Linked DNA regions of Mus musculus: region 2 is linked to region 1. Evidence: chromatin loops called from intact Hi-C (ENCODE). Cell type or tissue: heart. All regions are shown on one strand. Each heading gives the region's core, and the rest is flanking DNA. Links, peaks and the distances in the headings are about the cores only.

The links. Hi-C counts contacts between places; a loop is a spot of excess contacts. Peaks named below come from ENCODE experiments on the same cell type or tissue, not always from the same donor. Only the 100,000 strongest peaks of a DNase experiment are listed, where the experiment ranks them.
Region 2: a loop joins it to region 1, with 9 times the contacts of the local background. A loop is called at or near these places in 1 of 42 quality-filtered maps.

The regions. Positions count from the first base shown.
Region 1 is chr15:7,223,728-7,229,107 of GRCm38, forward strand. All of the region lies in intron 17 of Egflam (EGF-like, fibronectin type III and laminin G domains), which reads right to left. Among named protein-coding and RNA genes, the nearest start is that of Lifr, 97 kb to the left of the region's middle. In heart, for the core only: no CTCF peak of the experiment used is centred there; DNase peaks (open chromatin) are centred at 644 and 2,724; H3K4me3 peaks cover 339 bases; H3K27ac peaks cover 925 bases.
Region 2 is chr15:7,067,554-7,072,933 of GRCm38, forward strand. No RefSeq gene overlaps it. Among named protein-coding and RNA genes, the nearest start is that of Gm30971, 4.1 kb to the right of the region's middle. In heart, for the core only: no CTCF peak of the experiment used is centred there; no DNase peak of the experiment used is centred there.

The sequences.
Region 1 (5,380 bases), core at 253-5,252:
TAGTATGTAAAATGAGGGAATAACTGGCTTATGAGACAATTATAACTCCAAGAACACACGTTGTTGATACAAAGAAGAAGTTGTCTAAGGACTCCACACCCAGGGAGGGAAACCTATCACTTGATTGTGAGCAGTGGGAGAGTTTCAATTTGACTTTTAAACATACAAAGAGAATGAGAGAGAAAGGTTAGTGGGTAGACAGCCATGGGCCAGGAAAGCAGAGACACTGTGGACTGGGAAAGCAAAGGAGAAGCAAGGACCAGAGGGATGCGCTCCCAGGACTCAGAGCAACACTGTTGGGGTGGGAGTGGGGGGGTGGAGGAAGAGGAAGGGGTGGAGAGGAAAAAGAGGAGGGGGCGGGAGCTCTTGGTTGAGGGGCCAGCCCCTTATTTCAGGAACTGTGGGCTGATAAGGAAGCAAGTGGAAGATGCCCAAGCTGACTGGCATAGGAGACTGACCTCGGCTAAACATAACCAAGAAGGCCCCAGTGGGCCCTCTCACTCCAGAGTGAGAGGTACAGCCAGGACCCATCGCTGCTGTTGTTGGCCCTGTCTGTGGGACTGTCGCCAACAGACATCATTCTCTTTTGGACTTCTTGAAATGATCACGCTGCGTTTGTCACAAGTCTGCTCTGCAAACAGACGTCCCCCCCCCCTCCCCAGGAGGCATCTGTCTACACGAGTGGATTCTAGTCTAGCTGCCTGCCTGCTAACACCCTACCTCAGTACTTGCCAGCTTGGGTACCCATGCTGGGAGGCAGATCCGTGGTACCTTGGTTGGTGTGTCTGATTCCCACTCCCGCTTACCCCATTTCCCTTCTGCCTGCAGTTGGCTGCACTGGGCTCAGGGCCTGGCCAAAGCTGGAGGCTCTGGCAGGAGCTCGAGCGGTTCAATCTTCCAGGCCTTACTGTACTTACTATTGAGGCAGTGGTTCCCACACTCTGCCAGGTGCCAGCATGAAAGAGAAAAGGAGAGTCAGCACTCACAGACATGGTACTTTAGAGAGGAGATCGTTGGGAGCCAGGTTTTCCTGCTTCATGAAGCCTTGTGAAGATCCACCACAGAATGGAGGACAGGCTGTGGCAAGAAGCCCTGGCCATTTCTTCAGGGAATAATTGATGTTGTTCACCCTTAAGTTTATTGCACTTGAGGGTGGCAGAGAACTAGAGACTTATCCTTACTCCCGAGACACTACTTCCAGCTCTCCTTTCTACTACATCTTGAAAAATGGCTTGCTACCTGCTGGCTATTGAGTGTTCTTCAGGCTGCATGCAATCAAGCAACAATATACCAACCAGCCACACCTTCTCTCTTGGATTTTGAAAAACCAAGCTTTTTTGTAATTAACTAAGGGTAAGGCAGTCTTCAGAAACCACACCATTAAGTACCACGACAATGCCCTCAAGTTAGTCAATGCATGAAGGCACACAGGCAAAAGAGCTGTTCCATTAAAAAAAACACCAGTTCCAGAAGAGACTACTGAGCTCATTTCCCAACCTGCATGGTTTAGGTTTTATTGTAAACATGTTTACACTTTAACCTAACCTTCAGACCAAGCCTTTCCTGTGTTCATTCTTTCGCTGCCATGGCCTGACTCATGTATTAATGAAAATGCCTCGCCATTCACTCGCATCTGTACACGACAGCATGTGATGTTGGGTGGTGCAAAAACTGCCAATGAAGAGTGCAAGTCCCATACACCCCGACCCAAGAGAACCTGTCATGTGAGAGAGAGATTTGATGTTTTTGATAAAGAGTTGGAAGGTCGGGTCTCTCAACACACTCAGAGAAGACCATGAGGGTTCTAGGGACTCACAGTCTCAACGCCCACGAGGCTGGTATGCAGCACTGCTTCTGGGTACACCTCAGGGCCAGGGAACGACCAGGTTCATCGGATGGTTAGCTCTCAGGGCAGATGTACCTTTCAAGGGCAGTTTACTTGGTTCATAATTCTTTAGTGTAATGGCTGAGCACATCCAATACCTAAATCTAAACTGAATCTTTTTAAGTGCTGACATCTGGAAAATTCCACACTTGAGATCATGGTGAGGGATCAGTCAAAAGGTGGGCACACTAAAAATGCTGCAGAAAATTGCTTCCAGGTTCTGTAGAAATAGTATATATTGGAAACACAAATAAACCTCATACTTAGATTTGGGTCCCATCCTCAGGGTATCTCTTTATGTATATGTAAATATCCCAAACTTTAAAAAAGTCAAGTCATTTTGGATAAGGTCTATATAACCTGACTTCGCAGGTTTTACACACACACACACACACACACACACACACACACACACACACAATCTTTGTCCATCCAACTAGCCCTGCAACTAAAGACCAATGTAACACAAACATACCCATTTTTCCAGTGTTTAATGATGTACCATTCTAAGAAAACAAATCCCCAGCAGTATGCATGACTTACATATTTTAGTAACGTTTTTATGAATAGTCTTTTTAAACTGGGTTTATATCTACTGAAGCTATTTTCCTATACAATGAAACAAAAAGTATTTTGTAATCACCCAAATCAGCTACAGCAATATACAAATCTGCTAAGTTCAGCACAAAGCATCCCAAGTGCTGAATGAGTGTTAGATCAGGACTGCTCGGGGAAGAAGGACCTTTGAAGACCCAGCCTTGCTCAGGAATGTTATGCCCTAGGCTCAGGCTTCGGGTTGCGGCAAACAGTCCACCTGCCATGGAGAAATGTCTCCATCTAGTGGCCAGCCTGACTCTGCAACACCTGTGTCCCAGCTGTTCTTCAGAAGGGCGGCCATCACAGCTAACAAGCTGTTTTCTTGGGTGACTTGTTTGCTTATGAGGATGGGTGAACCCCAGGAAAAACAGCTGTACCTTGTGCTCACCCACGAAGCACTCCAAATACAGCAAAGGCTTTTAGAATTCTTGTGGAAGAGTGAGCTGTATGAACTGAAGTTCTCCATAAAACGATAACAACAAAAAAACCAAATGTACCCCCCAAAAAAACCAAAACAAAACAACAACAAAAAAAAACTTTGCCCATGTAAAAGATTGTACAAGGCTGACCGACATGTCAGAACTTCTGAATGTGGAGAGCTGAAATGTTGTAAAGCCAGAATCTTGGCTTGGCCTATCTTTATTAATTGTCACCCGTTGTCCCCCTCTGTACCTGACCTAAAGTTTTAGTGACTCGCACATGAAACCTTGTGAGGCATTAACAGAACATTAGGTTCCACCAAGCAAGAAGCCAAAAATATCATCGGAGAGCGTCTGAAAACTATAACATGAATATTCCTGCTTTCCTGTAACCCACCTAGCTGATACTCCCACCAATACATTTTAATAATGCTTTGATTTATCTTTTTCCCCTATAACTATAAGTAACTCAAGAAACTATTAGTACACTGGAACAGGGTATTTTGGGCAACCTGAACCTGTGCTTCTGGGTAATGTCACTCTTAGCTCCAGAATAAACTATTAAACTATACATAATATTACATATAGCAATAATGACTATATGTAAATATATAATTTCTCATTCCTTTGAGGTGAGAACTGTATATTGCAATAACAGCTTTAATTGTTTAATTCATATTTATCCACATTTATTTGACCGCAGACCCCAGCTCCGGTCTCGTGCACACACATGTGTTTGTAAGTGTGGAGGAGGCTGTGAAGGGAGAATGCCATGCACAAATCAGTCATTAAGAGACCTTGAAACCCTTTCCAGACTCATTGAAAGGCTCAGCTCTATGCTCTTGGCAACTTATTTAGACACAGGCTGATGGCGGGGCTGAGAGCCTAGGTGGGTGAGAAAGTGTGATGAGAGGGAGAAGGGAGGAAGGAGAGGTCCCATGATGGAAATGGTGTGGAGGTTAGCCTCTGACATCCTTCTTGAGATGAGGTGGGGCTGTAGTAGTATATTGCAAGAGGCACTGCCGTTTGGTGAGGAAAGATTTCTAAAACCGGGAGTATTCACATCAGAGGCAAGAAGACCAGGGAAGCCTAGACTTATGGTTTTGTGGACTCCTGAAGCAATGGAAGTGATGGGTGGAGCTGAGGGCTCCTAGCTCCCCCTAGCTTCGTGGAGTCTGAGGTTGATGTTTCAAGACTTGATTCTGTGCAGCTGCAAATGCTATGGAGAAATTGTAGGGTGTGCGTGTGTGTATGTGTGTTTGCATGAATGGGCACGTGCACGAATGTGCATGCATGTATGTGTGCGTTCTATCAAATGGTAAGGAGAAGTGTCAGATGTCCTCACTAAAGCCCTGAGGCATCAGAGTAATGATGGAGAAAAATCACCTTCCTCCTGATGGAAGTGTTCTTGGAGTGGCTTCAGTGAGGTTTGGTTCTGGGTCTTGACTCAGTAGTCTGCCCCTTTGCTTAAAACAACAACAACAACAACAAAAACAACAACAACACAGAGGACCTACATGTAATGCTTGCCTCACTTGGGAAGCTGAGGCAAGAGGAGTGTCACTAATTCAAGGTCACCGTGGACTACAGAGTGAATACCAGAACAGCCACAGCTACACAGGAAGACTAGGTTGTACTGGCTAGTTTTGTGTCAACTTGACACAGCTGGAGTTATCACAGAGAAAGGAGCTTCAGTTGAGGAAATGCCTCCATGAGATCCAGCTGTAAGGCATTTTCTCAATTAGTGATCAAGGGGGAAAGGCCCCTTGTGGGTGGGACCATCTCTGGGCTGGTAGTCTTGGTTTTATAAGAGAGCAGGCTGAGCAAGCCAGGGGAAGCAAGCCAGTAAAGAACATCCCTCCATGGCCTCTGCATCAGCTCCTGCTTCCTGACCTGCTTGAGTTCCAGTCCTGACTTCCTTTGGTGATGAACAGCAGTATGGAAGTGTAAGCCAAATAAACCCTTTCCTCCCAAACTTGCTTCTTGGTCATGATGTTTGTGCAGGAATAGAAACCCTGACTAAGACACTAGGTCAAAGGAAAAATATCATAGGCAAGAACACACACACACACACACACACACACACACACACACACACACAAAATCCTGGCAAAACAAAACAAAAAGCCAAAACTAGTTAAATCTTCTGTGTCGCATGTTCAGAGCATATTGCTGCTTTGAAGCATAGTTTTATGATGAAGTAGGAGAAGCTCCAGCTGCTAAATGTAGAAGAACCCCTTTGTTGAATGAGGCAGGATTCCCTGGCAACCGCAGAGGGCTTCCGAAGCATTCTTGCTCTTTCTACCTTTGAATCTGCCCAGCTTATAGTGTCTCAGTGTTTTCCCGCTCTAAGGAATATGGTCACTGTCGATTTCCCTTGCCTTTCCCCCCAACCCTTCCAATGGAAAAAGATGCCCAACATCCTAGCAGCATGTAGGTTACCATCCACAGTTACGTGCCCACTGAAACCTGAAGAAAC
Region 2 (5,380 bases), core at 188-5,187, 160 kb before region 1:
TTATGCTACAGACTTTCAAATGGAGACTCAAGGGAGACGAGCAAACTTCTTGAGGTCCACAAATATTGATTAAGAATTCATTCCCAGATTTAGTGTTGGGAAGGGCCTGCAGCAGAACGCAGACACAGCTGAGTCCGAGGGCAAAGCAGAGCTCTTTCCAGGGCATGGAAAGAGGAGTGTGCCCAAAGAATGAAAAGCCACTTTTGTCTTCATTTGAAGAAAAACCACTGTGGCTTCTGGAGCCCTCTGTGTACCAAGTCAGACCTGCTAATGTTTACCAGATGGTGGTGAGACCATTGCTGGTTGGAAAGAGGAAGAGACGGGAGAGATACTGAGGCAGGAAGACTGTCCATAGGTTTGAAATTAGCCTGAGCTACACATCAAGTTCAAGTGCAACCTGGGCTACATACCTACATCTAGAGAGACAGAGACAGACAGGCAGGCAGGCAGACGGACAGGCAGGTAGATAGATAGATACTCTACCCTTCATTTTGTGTTTTTACCTGAGGGTTGATTAGAAATAAGCTACTCACCTTTCCCTAGAAGTAGTATCCTGCTGTGCCAGGCTCCGCAACCAGTGGCTTAGGAGGAATTAAGAGTAGCTTTGAGAAAAGGATGTGGATGGTCACTTGCTGTGGTTGTAAGATGGATAGTTTTCCCAGGGGCCCATATGTGAACGTTTGGTGCTGGTGGGAGTGCTGTGGACTTTTAGGAAGTGGGCCTGTAGGTCATTAGTGCATGTCCAAAATGTGGATGATGGGCCATCTGCCTATCCTTTCTCTCCTTCCTTCCCTCCCTCTTCTCCACTCGGATACAGAGTCTCACAATATAGCTCTGACTAGCATAGATCACTATCTTGTAGACCCGCAGGCCTTGAACTTACAGAAATCAACTTGCTTACACCTCTTGAGTGCTTAGATGAAAGGTGTGTTCAAGTTTTCTCCCTTAATCTTAGCTAGTTATTAAAATATCCAAATTCTGTTTAAAATTTCTCTTATCTTAAATCATCTTTATTCCTTGCCACTATGTGGCTAAATATTTCGGAACATAAATAATTACCTAATGAACACTTAAATGTACCAGCAGAACAAAGACAAAACAGAACCACGTTTCCTTTCTAGGCTGCCCACCTCAGGCAATTCACAGTGGGTTTAGGAAATTAACCAATATAACACACAACCTGTGTTCAATTCCTTAGACTCCCAGTTCTTCTTCAGGAAACCCAGACGACTCCCCAGGCTACAGGAGTCAGCAGGGCCATAGCCACCCTCACCCTTGCTTACTGGGAAGTCTGTGCGTGCATGCTTGCTGCTATCTTCAGATGAGTTTTTCTTGCCTATATTTCTGCCTCCACTTGAGCTCCTTGGCTCAGGTTCTTCCCTCTCAAATCCATTTCCTCCCCAGACGCCAAGAAAATATTTCTGATTTGTACATATGTAATGTGCATTATGCAAATGGGGTCCCATTTCTTCCTCTGAGGTTTGCCATTACTTACTACTCCAGGATAAAACTCAGACGTTTTACCACTGCAAATAAAATTCCCTATAATCTAGCCCGGGGTTAATGATATGAAACGCATCTAATTTAAAAGTTCCTAGTAGCCATATTTTAAAAGTAAAAGAAATGAGAGAATATAATTTTAGAATATCTTACTTAGCCCAACTTAAGCAAAATATTATTTTAAGTGAAATTAGTAGTCTTACAATGGATGAGGTCGTTGCAATCTTAGGTATTTGGGGTTTTGTTTGGTTGGTTTTTGTTTTGGTTGTACTTCAAGTTGATCATCAAAATGTGTATGCTAAATTGTTAATCACAAAAGTTGTAAACAAAGAGCTGGAGAGGTGGCTCAGTAGCTATGACTCTGGTCTAGATAGAGACATGCTCTGGGAGCCTGTGGAGCTGAGTTCAAATCCCAAGTACTAACATCACAAAAAGCGGCGTGCAGCTGCTTGTGCATGCAATGCCAGCACTAGGAGGCGGAGCCTGTGAGCTCAATGCCAGCCAGCTTGACGAAACGGCAAGCCTGAAGTTCAGTGAGAGCCTCTGTGTGAAGGGAATAAGGAGAGCATTAACTGAACACATCAAGTACCCGATGCTGGTACCCTCATCTGTACATCACACACACACACACACACACACACACACACACACATACACACACACACGAGTTATGATCAAATACTTAGGCTTCATAAAACTTACAACTGAAAAAGTAAATTCCCTTTCCTGAATTTCTGCATATTTTAAGTCAATAAGTGTGACAAATATTATTTTAAAATCATAATAAATTAACATAAAATAAGCCTAGGAACTTAATTCTTGCATCATAGTAGCTACTTTTGAAGTATTTAATAGCTTAGTGTGCCTCATCACTGTTATGTGGACAGTACAGAGCTCTGAAGAGCCTCTCAGTAATACTAGCAGCCTCACATATATGTGTTAAGAACTAATCTGGATTTCTGTTAGTTAACTAATTTTTAAGTGTTTCATCCTAGGAAAACAATCTGGAATTATATCCTGTAAATTCTCAGTTTTATAAAAGTAAGGACCAAGGTATAGACCAGTTGAGCCAAATGCACAGAGCTAGGAAGCAAAAGATTTTGGGTTTGTACCCAGACAGTTAGGGCCCAGGACATGGGCTCTTAACCAGAGGAGTAATGGCCTCAGATGCCCAGAGTCCTGCGATGCTTCCCTTACATCCAGACTCACTGGTTTCTCGCTGCTGCTGGGAACTTGGGGATGTCTCTTGCTCTCTGGGAGGATGACAGTTCCCACACTGCTGCATCATTTTTCTGGTAAATGTTCCGTGCTTATCTGTGTGACCTGTAGAAGCAGTATATTATTAACACAATGTCAGGGTTCATGATAAATGCCAGGACAGGAAAATAGCATTTAATCAGACATGCTTATCAATATACTGTGACCCTTCCAGAACTCTCCAAGGTTTTTTTTTTTTTTAAGTTAATACTCTCCCTTGGCCTTCCAGAAGCACTTGATGAACTTTCTGAGTTACATAAGTTGGTGCAAACCACCATACACCCCCACCCCGTTTTCACTTCCTGTCCTTCTGGGATTATGAAGAATGGTCCTTCCAGGAAACATGCTTTGTACGGTCTTACATTAAGAGTGCCCAAAGTCAGCCTGAGAGCGGGGTGCAGTTAACTGTGATTAAAAGCAAAAGACTAAGAACATCACAAAAAAATATTATAACAGGAAATGAAAAAGAATGAAAATTATGAGCGAGGAGGTTCTTGCCGTACTTTGACCTCAAAGAGAAGGTATCTAGTTACATGAGAAAATAAAGGAATGCTATTACCACAAATCACTATTAACACCCACATTAACATGATTGCATTTTAAAAAAATGAATGAGAAGAGGGAAGGCTAATGGGATTCTGGCATAAACTAATCAGGATTCTTTTCACAGCCAGAAAGAAAGATTTATACACAGCTGCCATCGACATATTAATGGCCTTGGTGAACAGTAACAAGTGGTTAGGTCTCACTACCAAGGGATAACTCAGCTGCTTCATCAAGCCTCTCAGATAGGAGCCAAGAAAGATTAACATCTGAGACAATAATACCACAACCTGACATCAGCTCAGTTATGGACTCCAAGCAAAAGATTTGAGCAAATCTGGGACCTCAGAGCCATGAGGGGGTAGCCTGTGACAGAAAGCCAATGACAGAGTAAAATAAATGGATTTTTTTTAAAAGAAAGGATTTATGGGTGGGGTTGTGAAAATCCTCTCCTAAGCCCGAGGTGAAAGCACAGTCTTCCCTTTCCCGATGCACCCCCATACACTAAGGGTACCCCTTATCTCATATGCTGAGAAAGGAAGAGTAAATATTTGCCACGTGCAGAAGAGACTTCTGCTTCCAGATGAGAGGGCGGGACAAAAGCACAATTACCTTCATTCCTAAAACAATCCTTACCGTCAGCCCACAAACACTGATCGTCAAGCAACAAAGGGCAGCGTTCTCTGTGAGATGGGAAACAGGGTGAGTCCCACAACCATCCCAACCCAACAGAAAGGAGCGGAAAGATGGGGCCGAGCTAGGTGCCTAGCATTCTCAGCACCGAGTACTGGAGCGAGAGAGGCCCATGGAGAGCAAACATCAAAAAGAACGTCCTATTGAGCAGCGGGACAGTGAAGAGTGGGTGTGTGGGGGAGCACTGCAGGGTGGGGAAGAACCCCACAGAGAAAGGAAATAATGCTATTTGCCTTCTCCCACATGGCCAGACATCATGCCTGCTCTTACAGTATATGCTGAAATTGTCCTGATTTATAGGGACCCACATGCAACAACATATGGATCTTGTCTCAATAGTGGAGAATAATTATCTCTTGTTATTGATCATTGAACACTTATAGTCCCACCTGCCAAATACTAAAACCATACTTTAAAAAAGAGCAAGATGTGTCTTCATAACACTAGAGAACAAACTCTGAATATATTTAAGGAAATAAAAAAAATTAACGTATAACTGGATAAGATCAAATGACACTTTTTAATCAAAAGAACTCTGCAAAAAGTTGGAGATCTGACAAAGTTGGTGGTGTGCCAACTGATTGCAAGATTTATTATTAATCTCTAGTGATATGGTGTTCTCATGCAGGTAGATAAACAGGCAGCTAGAACCAACTAGAAAGCCCAAAATAAATAAGAATAAGAACTCTCACACAGTGCTCTTGGGACTGTAAAGTGGTACCATCATTTTAGAACATAGTATGACAACTTCACAGGGCATTATAAATAGCACAGTGTATATCCATTCAGTAGACCTTACTTAGCAACAGGAAATGGACTACTGATTTAGATAAACACACGTTCACTGCAAACTAATTTTGAGTTAAGACAAAAAAATGAGTATACATTAAACACGCTGGTGGGTTTGTCATCTTGATGCAAGCTAGATTCATCTGGGAAGAGGGAACCACAGTTTGGAAGTTGCCTCCGTAAGATTGCAGAACATTTGATTGATGACTAATGTGGGGGAGCTCATTTCTCTGTGGGCACTGACACCCCTGGGGCCTGCCATGTGCACACTCTAACCAGCACAGCACATACACTTATACACGGGAAGCCATTGGAGCAATCAACCCGAGTATACAAACGACTCTCAAGTTTTCTTTTGTCAATTTGTAATCTCCTCTTTCTTGCCCCTTCTTACTGGTTCCCAGTCTGACTTCAAGCCTCCTTTAATCTACTGTCTATGGGAGGGTTATAGAAAAGAAGCCTGAGCAAGCCCTAAGAACGAGCCATTCAGCAGCGCTCCTCCGTGGCATCTCCTTCAGTTCCTGCCTCCAGATTCTTACCTTGAGTTCCTGCCCTGCCTTCCCTGGATGTTGGACTCACATTCTGCAAGACCCCCCAC